Regions from separate parts of the Homo sapiens genome. Here region 2 is linked to region 1. A link is a loop called in an ENCODE intact Hi-C map of the cell type or tissue named here. Cell type or tissue: PC-3. All regions are shown on one strand. Each heading gives the region's core, and the rest is flanking DNA. Links, peaks and the distances in the headings are about the cores only. Region 1 overlaps SLC41A2 (solute carrier family 41 member 2). Region 2 overlaps LOC414300 (a long non-coding RNA gene).

Region 1 (4,000 bases), core at 1-4,000:
TTTCCATTTATTTGTGTCTTCTTCAATTTATTTCATTAATGTTTAATCATTTTTATTGTAGAGATATTTCACCTCCTTTGTTAAAGTTATTTCTAGATATTTTATTTAACACAGTGTGCTATATTACACTGATTGATCTGTGTATGTTAAACCATACTTGCATCCCTGGGATGAATCCCACTTGGTCATGATGTATAATATTCTTTATGTATTGTTGAATTCAGTTTGCTAGTATTTTATTGAAGATTTTTGCAGCTGTGTTCATCAGAAATATTAGCCTATAGTTTTCATTTATTTTGTTGTCGTTGTTGTTTAGGTCATTTTTGTCTTTGCTTTTGTTTTAGAGATGGGGTCTCACTATGTTGCCCAGGCAGGACTCCAACTCCCAGGCTCAAGTGATCCTCTCACCTCAGCCTCCAGAGTAGCTGGAACTACTGGTATGTGCCACCACACCTCACTAGTTTTGTTTTCTTGTGGTGTCTTTGTCTGGAAAATTGGTATCAGGTGATGGTGACCTTATAAAATGAGTCTGGGCTGGGTGCAGTGGCTCACACCTGTAATCCCAGTAACTCAGGAGGCTGAGGCAGAAGGACTGTTTGAGACTATGAGTTTGACACCAGACTAGACAACATAGTGAGACCCTGTCTCCAACAAAATATTTAAAAATTAGCCAGGCATGGTTATATGCACTTGTAGTTCCTGATACTTGGGAGGCTGAGGTGGGAGGACTGCTTGAGCCAAGGAGTTCAAGGCTGCAGTGAGCTATAATCATGCCACTGCACTCCAGCTTGGGTAACAGAGCAAGACCCCCATCTCTGAAAATAAAACTAAAAATAAAAATAAATGAGTTTGGAAGTATTTCCTCTAGTTCTATGTTTTTGGAAGATAAGGATTGGTACTATTTGAATGTTTGGTAGAATTCAGCCATGAAGCCATTTGGTTCTGGGCTTTTCTTTGTTGGGAGGATTTTAATTACTACTTTAATAACTATTTGTTATTGGTCTGTTCAGGCTTTCTATTTGTTCCTCATTCAATTCTGGCAGGTATATGTTTCTAAGAATTTATCCATTTCCTCTAGGTTATCTAATTTGTTGGCTTAAAATTGTTCAATCGTCTCTAGTGATCTTTTTTATTTCTGAGGTCTCCACTTTTATTTCTGATTTTTTAATTTCAGTCTTCTCTTTTTTTTTCTTAGTCTAGCTAAGGCTTTGTCACTCTTATATGTTAGAAGAGCCAACTAAGTTTTGTTAATGTATTTTTCTATTCTCTATTTGATTTATTTCTGCTCTGGTCTTTATTAACTCCTTCCTTCTGCTAACTTTGGGTTTACTTTATTCTTTTTTTCCTAGTTCCTTGAGGTGTAACATTAGCTTGTTTATTGGAGATCTTTCTTCTTTCTAAATGCAGGTGTTTATCGCTATAAACTTCCCTCTTAGAACTGCTTTTGCTGTGTCCCTTAGGTTTTGGTATGTTGTGTTTCCATTTTCATTTGTCTCAATATATTTTTTTAATTTCCTTTTGGATTTCTTCTTTGACCTCTTGGTTGTTCAGGAGCATGATGTTTAATTTCCACATGTTTTTGAATTTTCCAGTTTTTTTCCTATTATTGATTCCTAGTTTCATACCACTGTGATCATCAAAGATACTTGATATGATTTCAGTCTCTTAAATTTCAATCTTCTCAAAGTCTTCTTTGTTAAGACTTGTTTTGTGGCCTAATATATGATCTATCCTGGATAATGTTCCACGTGCACTTGAAAAGAATGTGTATTCCGCTGCTGTTGGATGGAATGTTTTGTACATATCTGCTAGATTCATTTGGTCTAAAGTGTAGTTCAAGTCCAATGCTTCCTAATTGATTTTCTGTCTGGATGATCTCTCCAGTGTTGAAAGTGGGGTACTGAAGTCCCCTACTACTATTGTCTTACTGTCTATTTCCCCCTTCATATCTGTTAACAATTGATCATATATATATTTAGGTGCTCTGATATTATGTGCATATATATTTACAATTGTTATATCTTCTTGATGAATTGAGACCATAAGACTTTTCTTAATGTCCAGTTCTTTGAGCACTATATAATACATGGCCTCTATAACTAAAGCCTACTGCTATCATAAAATCCTCTTTTTATCTCTAAAGACTGCTAAGTGTTTTCAAAATAGTTCAGGAAATAAACTTGAACTATAAGTTTATCAGGAAATAAACCTGAAGCTTCTCAGCAGGATGAATGGAGTCTTGGAATTTAAATGTGCCTGTTCCTAATCTTTGTATTCAGAATAAAAATATTAGGCATCCAACTGCTGATCTTAGGAGGCCCCCTAGTGCGCACAGAGCAGACACTTTAGCAATCTGAACACAGACACTTTAGAAATACCTTTAACAAATTAACTATGGGATTGATCTGTAACACAAAAAATATATTTTTAGGAGAATCAATGATACAGAAAAAATGTAAAAGACTATTTTAGTTAATTCATCTTGAATTACTTTGAGCCAACTTTCAGAAGACAAAGATTAGAAAATCCTAAGCAATATTTAATAATATTATTTTTCAAAATCATGATCTGTGATAGTAACATTCCATTTTACTTTTTTTATTTCTTGATCCAGTCAAATTATGTATGCATCACTATATAACATTCGAAATACCGAAAGCTTTAGATGGCAACACATTATGATTAAGTCTTTTATAAGGAGAGTTTATCCCTTGTATAATTTAAAAAAATAAAATTTCAGGTGGGGCGTGGTGGCTCACGCCTGTAATCCTAGCACTTTGGGAGGCCGAGGCAGGCAGATTCCCTGAGCTCAGGAGTTTGAGACCAGTCTGGGCAACACAGTGAAACCCCGTCTCTACTAAAAATACAAAAAATTAGCCGGGCATGGTAGCGTGTGCTTGTAGTAGCTGTAGTCCCAGCTACTCAGGAGGCTGAGGCACGACCATCACTTGAACCCCGGAGGCAGAGGTCTCAGTGAGCCAAGATCGTACCACTGCACTCCAGCCTGGATGACAGAGCAAGACTCTGTCTCAAAAAATTAATTAATTAATTAATTAATTAAATAAAATTGTAAAGGTCAGTGTGCATTATTTTCCTCAATAGTTGTTTATCTTCTGGAATCTCATAGTACTTAATTCTGTAACATTATAACAATTGCCATGTTTATCATGATAACATTCTTCAACGGCATTCTCTTTCTTACTTTCTTACCACTGTCTTTAACTGAGGAGATATCTGGTATTTGCAAGCAGCTGAAAAATGTGTTATAAATGACTTAATGGTAATTTAAATATCCAAATCTGCAAATAATATACCTGTATTTTATATATATATATATATATATATATATACATTTTTTAAGTTCTAGGGTACTTGTGCACAACGTGCAGGTTTGTTACATACGTATACATGTGCCATGTTGCTGTGCTGCACCCATTAACTCATCATTAACATTAGGTATTTCTCCCAATGCTATCCCTCCCCCGTCCCCCCACCCCACCACAGGCCCTGGTGTGTGATGTTCTCCACCCTGTCTCCAGGTATTCTCATTGTTCAACTCCCACCTATGAGTGAGAACATGCAGTGTTTGGTTTTCTGTCCATGCAACAGTTTGCTCAGAATGATGGTTTCCAGCTTCATCAATGTCCCTACAAAGGATGTGGGCTCATGCTTTTTTATGGCTGCATAGTATTCCATGGTGTATATGTGCCATATTTTCTTAATCCAGTCTATCATTGTTGGACATTTGGCTTGGTTCCAAGTCTTTGCTATTGTGAAAAGCGCTGCAATAAACATACGTGTGCATATGTCTTTATAGCAGCATGATTTATAATCCTTTGGGTATATACCCAGTAATGGGATCGCTGGGTCAAATGGTATTTCTAGTTCTAGATCCTTGAGGAATCGCCACACTGTCTTCCACAATGGTTGAACTAGTTTACACTCCCACCAACAGTGTAAAAGTGTTCCTATTTCTCCACATCCTCTCCAGCACCTGTTG
Region 2 (6,846 bases), core at 2,842-6,841, 220 kb after region 1:
GTGTGTGTGTGTGTGTGTGTGTGTGTGTGTGTCTTGCTTGGGGTTATTGAGAGTTTAAGATATATAAGTTTATTATTTGCTTCATATGTGCCAACATTTTGGTCATTGTTTCTTAAACATTTTCCTGTCCTTCCTTTTCTGGGTCCTCAACTATATGTACATTATAGCACTTGATATTGTCCCAAAGTTATCTGAGATTTTCTTAATTTCTTTCTTTTTTTTCTCTCTCTTGAGTTTAGATTGTTCCTATTGGTATTTCTTCACATTTATTGACAGTTTCTTCCTTGTGCCTACTCTGCTATTAATCTCATTCCATAAATCTTTCATTATCATTTCTAAAAGTTTTGTTTGGCTCTTTTTTTTTTTGGCTCTTTTTTATATCTTACATTTCTTTCCTCATTGTGTTCATATTTACTTTTCTTTTTTGAGATGGAGTCTTGCTCTCTTGCCCAGACTGGAGTGTAATGGCACGATCTCGGCTCACAGCAACCTCTATCTCCCAGGTTAAGTGATTCTCCCTCCTTAGCCTCCTGAATAGCTGGGGTTACAGGCACCTGCCATCGTGCCCAGCTAATTTTTGTATTTTTGTAGACATGGGGTTTCACCATGTTGGCCAGGCTGGTCTTGAACTCCTGACCTCAGCTGATCGGTCTGCCTCGGCCTCCCAAAGCATTGGGATTACAGGTGTGAGCCACCATACTCAGCCCATGTTTTCCTTTAAGAACTAAAACAGGCTGGGCACAGTGGCTCACATCTAAAACTCCAGCATTTTGGGAGGCAGAGGCAGGCAGATCACTTGAAGCCAGGGGTTCAAGACCAGCCTGGCCATCATAGCAAAACCCTGTCTCTACTAAAAGTACAAAAAAAATAGCTGGGTGCAGTGGCATGCACCTGTAATACTAACTACTCAGGAGGCTGAGGCAGGAGAATCGCTTGAGCCTGGGAGATGGAGGTTGCAGTGAGCTGAGATTGCACCCACTGCACTCCAGACTGGGCAACAGAGTGAGACTCTGTCTCAAAAAAAGAAAAAAAATTAAAACATAATTTTATCTTATTTTATTTTTTTCAGTTAAAACTTTTTATATTTTAATAGCTTTTGGGGTACAAGTGGTTTTTGGTTACATGGATGAGTTGTATGGTGGTGAAGTCTGAGATTTTACTGCACCTGTCTCCCTAGTAGTATATGTTGTATCCAATATATAGTTTTTATATCTCCCCACTCTCCCCCTTCTGAGTCTCCATAGTTCATTATATCACTTTGTGCATATATGGCCTTTGTGCATCCATAGCTTAGCTCTTGCTTATAAGTGAGAACATAAGATATTGGGTTTTCCATTCCTGAGCTATTTCACTTAGAATAATGGCCTCCAGCTCCATCCAAGTTGCTGCAAAAGACATATTTAGTTCTTTTTATGGCTGAGTCATATTCCATGGTGTATGTATATCACATTTTCTTTATTCACTCATTGGTCGATGGGCACTTAGGTTGGTTCCATGTCTTTGCAATTGTGAATTGTGCTGCAACAAACACATGCGTGCAGATGACTTTTTAACATAACTTATTTTCCTTTGGGCAGATACCCAGGAATGAGATTGCTGAATCGAATGGTAGATCTACTTTTAGTTTTTTAGGAAATCTCCATACTGTTTTCCATAGAGGTTGTACTAATTTACATTCCCACCAGCAGTGTATAAGCATTCCCTTTTCTCCACATCCACACCACCATCTGTTGTTTTTTGACTTTTTAATAATGGCCATTCTTGTAGGAGTAAGGTGGTATCTTATTGTCGTTTTAATTTGCATTTCCCTGATCAGTGATGTTGAGCATTTTTCACGTTTGTTGGCCATTCATATATCTTCTTTTGAGAAATGTCTGTTCATGTCATTTGACCATTTTTTTGATAGGATTATTTGCTTTTTCTCGCTGCTCTGTTTGAGTTCCTTGTAGATTCTGGATATTAGTCCTTTGTCAGATGCATAGTTTGCAAATATTTTTTCCCATTCAGCAGATTTTCTGTAAAACATGATTTTAATGCTGTTTTCACATTTTCATCTGCAAATTTCACCATTCCCATTATTTCTCCTCCCTCCCTCCCTCTCTCTCTCCCTTTCTTTCTTTCCTTCTTTCTTTCTTTCTTCCTCTGAGACAGGGTCTCACTCTGTCATCCAGGCTGGAGCGCAGTGGTGCAATCTTGGCTCACTGGAGCCTTGACCTCCTGGGCTCCAGTTCCCATCTCAGTCTCCCCAGTAGCTGAGACTACAGGAACATGCCATCATTCCCAGCTAATTTTTGTATTTTTTGTAGGGACAGCATTTCGCCATGTTGCCCTGGCTGGTTCGAACACCTGAGCTCAAGCAATCTGCCCACCTTGGCCTCTCAAAGTGCTGGGATTACAGAAGTGAGCCACCATGCCTGGCCATTCCTATCCTTTCTATGTCTATTACATGATTTTCCACTTGGTTATAGATCACATTCTCTTGCTTCTTTGTATGTCTCATAATTTTTAATTGGATATTTGAGTCTTACACTGTTGAGTGCCTAGATTTTGTTATCTTCTTATAAAGCTTTTGGTTAAAACTGTACATTGTATGTAACATATTGTGGCCACTCTGGATTCTATTTTTTTCTTCAGATAATTATTTGACTGGCATTTTTTGTTGTTTGTTTCTTTGAGCCAAGTTCTTTCTCTGTCACCCAGGCTAGAGTGCAGTGGCAGGAGCATGGCTCACTGCAGCTTTGACCTCCTGGATTGAAGCAATTCTCCTGCCTCAGTCTTCTATGTAGCTAGGATCACAGGTGCATACCACCACACCTGGCTACCTGGCTAATTTTTAAAATTTTTTTGTAGAGACGGGGTCTCATTTTGTTGCCCAGTCTGGTCTTTGACTCCTGGGCTCAAGTGATCTTCCCACCTCTGCTCCCAAAGTGCTGAGATTACTGGTGTGAACCACCATGCCTGTTTGACTATTTGTTTTTAAATGAAGTAAACTTGCCCTGACTCCCTGTCTCCTTAGTAGAGTGAAGCAGTTTATATTCTGCTTCGTTCTTAGTTTAGTGAAGGATTTGGCCAGTGTTTATACTTAGATTGCGGGGGTTACACCCATCTGCAGTTGCCCTAATTATCAGTCTTTCCTTCTAAATTCTAAACTGCTTTGGCAGCTCTACTTCTATTCGCTGTTACCTCAAATAAGTCTTCAGCTTTCTGCTACCCAAGGTGTACCTCTGTTGGGAAATATATGCATTCAAAAGAGCAGCAAACTCATACACTTCACTGAGTGCAGTTCTGCTTTTCAGGGACTCCTGTTATTTCATCAGGCTGTCTGTATTTTAGTGGTCAGTCAGTGATTTGGGCAGAGTTTACACCCAGATTTTGGATCTCACACATTTTGTAGGTCACTCCCCAAACTGATGACCTCTTCTAACAAACCCTGTACTCAGTTTGCTGACAGTTTGAGCAAGTAAGCCTGCAGTGCTGAGCTTCAGTGGTGAGGGACACCATCAGACAAAAAGCCACAAACTCATAATTCTTATCAGTTGCTGAACAAATTCTCCTGTGGTTTTTACCTGCTTTTATTGTTTTAGATTTTTAAAAAGTCATTTTTAGATATTTTGGCCACTTTTCTTAGTTATTAACTGTAGATGGGTTCACTTGACCACTTTATGCTACCTCCATTATTAGAAGTGTCCTTATCAATTATTTTGACATGAAGATTTTCAAAAATGTCTATGCTTTTAAAAGTAGACTATTTCAACCTACTTTACATAACTTATATAGCAAAACTTTTTTTTCGAGACAGAGTCTCGCTCTGTCCCCAGGCTGGAGTACAATGGCACAATCTTGACTCACTGCAACCTCCGTCTCCCAGGTTCAAGTGATTTTCCTGCTTCAGCCTCCTGAGTAGCTGGGACTACAGGCACGCACCACCACGCCCAGCTAATTTTTGTATTTTTAGTAGAGATGGGGTTTCACCATGTTGGCCAGGATGGTCTCAAACTCTTGACCTCATGATCCACCAGCCTCGGCCTCCCAAAGTGCTGGGATTATAGGCATGAGCTACTGCGTCAAGCCAGCAAAAAATTTTTTTATATTATTTTGCTTTTAGAGTTCAGATAAATCAGCAAACTTCCTACCTTTCCTTCCTTCCTCTTTCTCCTTCTTTCCTTCTTTCTTTCTCTTTTCTTTTTCTTTCTTTCCTTTTTTCTTTTTCTCCTTCCTTCCTCTCTTTCCTTCCTTTTCCTTCCTTCCTCTTTCTTCTTTCGTTCTTTCTTTCTTTCTTTTTTTCCTCTTTTTTTCTTTTTTTTTTCTTTTTTTGACAGGGTCTCACTCTGTTGCCGAGGGTAGAGTACACTGGTGCAATCACAGCTCACTGCATCCTTGAACTCCTGAGCTCGAGCGATCCTCCCGCCTCAGCCTCCTAAGTAGCTGGGGCTATAGGTGCATGCCACCACACCCAGCTAATTAAAACAAATTTTTTTAGAGACCAAGTCTCATTATGTTGCCCAGACTGTTCTTGAACTCCTGGGCTCAAGCTACCCTTTCATTTTAGCTTTCCAAACTGCTAGGATTACAGGAGTGAGTCACCATGCCCAGCTGACAAACTTTTTCTTAAAGGGCCAAGTGACAAATATTTTAGGCTTGTGGGCCATATGATTGCTGCTATAACTACCCAACTGCCATTTTAGTGTGAAGCAGCCATAGATGAAACACAAATGTAAATTATGTTTAATGTAAAATATGTAAATTAATGGGCATGGCTGTAGTCTGATATTTTATTTACAAAAGTAAGTAAAGTTTTACTTTATTTACTGATCTGCTGTCTGTACTTTGCTGACCCCTAAGTTAAAACATCTGAAAAATTTCACTTACCAGACAATTGGGCTCTTTGAAGAGTTTTGGTCACTGTGACATACCAAACAGAGAAAGTCCTGATTAAATACTGGTTGAAGAAATGAACAACTAAAAAAGCCATTTATTACATGATTTCTTTTATCTTTAGATTCCTTAACAAACAGTGCCATCTGTTGAAGAACTATTAGGAAATACTTTTCCTGTAAACTGAGTATTTACTACAGAGCACTTGAAAAAAATGACAATTATTGGTTCACTCATTCAACAAATACATGTTTATCATCTATGTACCTAGCATTATACTTGGCACTGAACTGTATCAAAGAGATAAGGTTTAGATGTTTATAGAGCATACAGACAAGTGGGAGACTATATTATTGTAAGCACAATTGGAAGCTGCTGGGGTAGTATTTCCTGCACCCCATCACATACATACATACATACATACATACATACATACATATATATATATATCACATTTTAAAAAATCCATTCATTCCTCTATGGACATTTGGACTGCTTCTGCCTCTTGGCTATTGTGATTAATGCTGCAGTGAATATGAGTGTGCAAATATCTCCTTGAGATCCTGCTTTCCATGTTTCTTGTTTGTTTTTTTGAGACAGAGTTTCGCTCTTGTTGCCCAGGCTGCAGTGCAATGGCGTGGTCTCCAATCACTGCAACTTCTGCCTCCTAGGTTCAAGCAATTTTCCTGCCTCAGTCTCCCGAGTAGCTGGAATTACAGGTGTGTACCACCACACCTGGCTAATTTTTCCATTTTAAGTAGAGACGGGATTTCACCATGTTGGCCAGGCTGGTCTCAAACTCCTGACCTCAACTGATCCACCCACCTTGGCCTCCCAAAGTGCTGGAATTACAGGCATGAGCCACCATGCCCAGCCTGTTTTTAGATATATACCCAGGAGAGGGATTGTTGGATCATACTGTAATTCTATGTTTGGTTTTTAAGGAACCTCCATACTGTTTTTCATACCAACTGCATCATCTTACAGTCCCACCAGCAGTGCACAAGCGTTCCAATTTCTCCACATCCTTGCCAATACTTGTTATTTTTTGTTTTATTGATAGTGGCCATCCTAATGGGTGTGAGGTAATACCTCATTGTGATTTTGATTTGCACTTCTCTAACAGTGATGTTGAACATCTTTTCATATGCTTCTTGGCCATTTGTATATCTTCTTTGGAGAAATGTCTATTCAGATCCTTTGCCCAATTTTTAAATTGTTTTGTTGTTGTTGAGTTGTAAGAGTTCTCTACATATTGTGGAAATCAATCCCTTATCAGACATATGATTTGCAATTGTTTTCTCCCATTCCATAGCTTGCTTTTTCACTGTGTTGATTATTTACTTTAACATGCAGAAGTTTTTAAGTTTGATGTTATCCAATTTTTCCATTTTTGCTTTTTTTGCTAAAATCCTTTTTGAAGGCATTGGAGACCCAGGACAGTGAGGATTCGAGGAACTGAAATTCAGGAGAGATGATCCAAAAAGTTGAGCTTGACATTTGGCACCACATTTCACCTCAAGACATCTGCTGATTTGTAATGTGGCAGCTGAGAGTTTATGAGGCTGGGGAGCCGAAAGCAGTAGCTGAGAGGTGGAAAAGCTGATCAGGTTTGGCAGGCTCTGCCAAGCTCTCCTGCAAAGCTATACCCTAGGACTGAGGTGATAACAGAAATAGATGAGCTCTCACAAAGACAGAAACCCAGTTTCTAATCAGAACAGTCCTAGACTGGGTTAAAGTAATCTGTCCCTACACTAATGGCCTTCCAGAAAATATAGTAATCCCCTCTGAAGAAAGATGACATCATTCAGAGGCTTAACTTATGTTTACAATTTTTCATACATAAAGGTCAAGATGCACTAAAAAAATTATCAGCTATACCAGGAAATAAGGCCAAATGATGGAAAACCAAGAGAAAAAGAAACAAAACATAACAAAAAAAAACATCACCAGACAACAGAAAAGAGACCC

What was found. Hi-C counts contacts between places; a loop is a spot of excess contacts. Peaks named below come from ENCODE experiments on the same cell type or tissue, not always from the same donor. Only the 100,000 strongest peaks of a DNase experiment are listed, where the experiment ranks them.
Region 2: a loop joins it to region 1, with 5 times the contacts of the local background. A loop is called at or near these places in 2 of 110 quality-filtered maps.

What each region holds. Positions count from the first base shown.
Region 1 is chr12:104,874,978-104,878,977 of GRCh38, forward strand. All of the region lies in intron 6 of SLC41A2 (solute carrier family 41 member 2), which reads right to left. Among named protein-coding and RNA genes, the nearest start is that of SLC41A2, 81 kb to the right of the region's middle. In PC-3, for the core only: a CTCF peak has its summit at 2,320; a DNase peak (open chromatin) is centred at 2,324.
Region 2 is chr12:105,096,190-105,103,035 of GRCh38, forward strand. It overlaps LOC414300 (a long non-coding RNA gene), which reads right to left. Exons shown (of 2, transcript NR_121211.1): 2 at 6,283-6,531. Among named protein-coding and RNA genes, the nearest start is that of WASHC4, 8.1 kb to the right of the region's middle. In PC-3, for the core only: a CTCF peak has its summit at 5,016 (motif pointing left); a DNase peak (open chromatin) is centred at 4,582.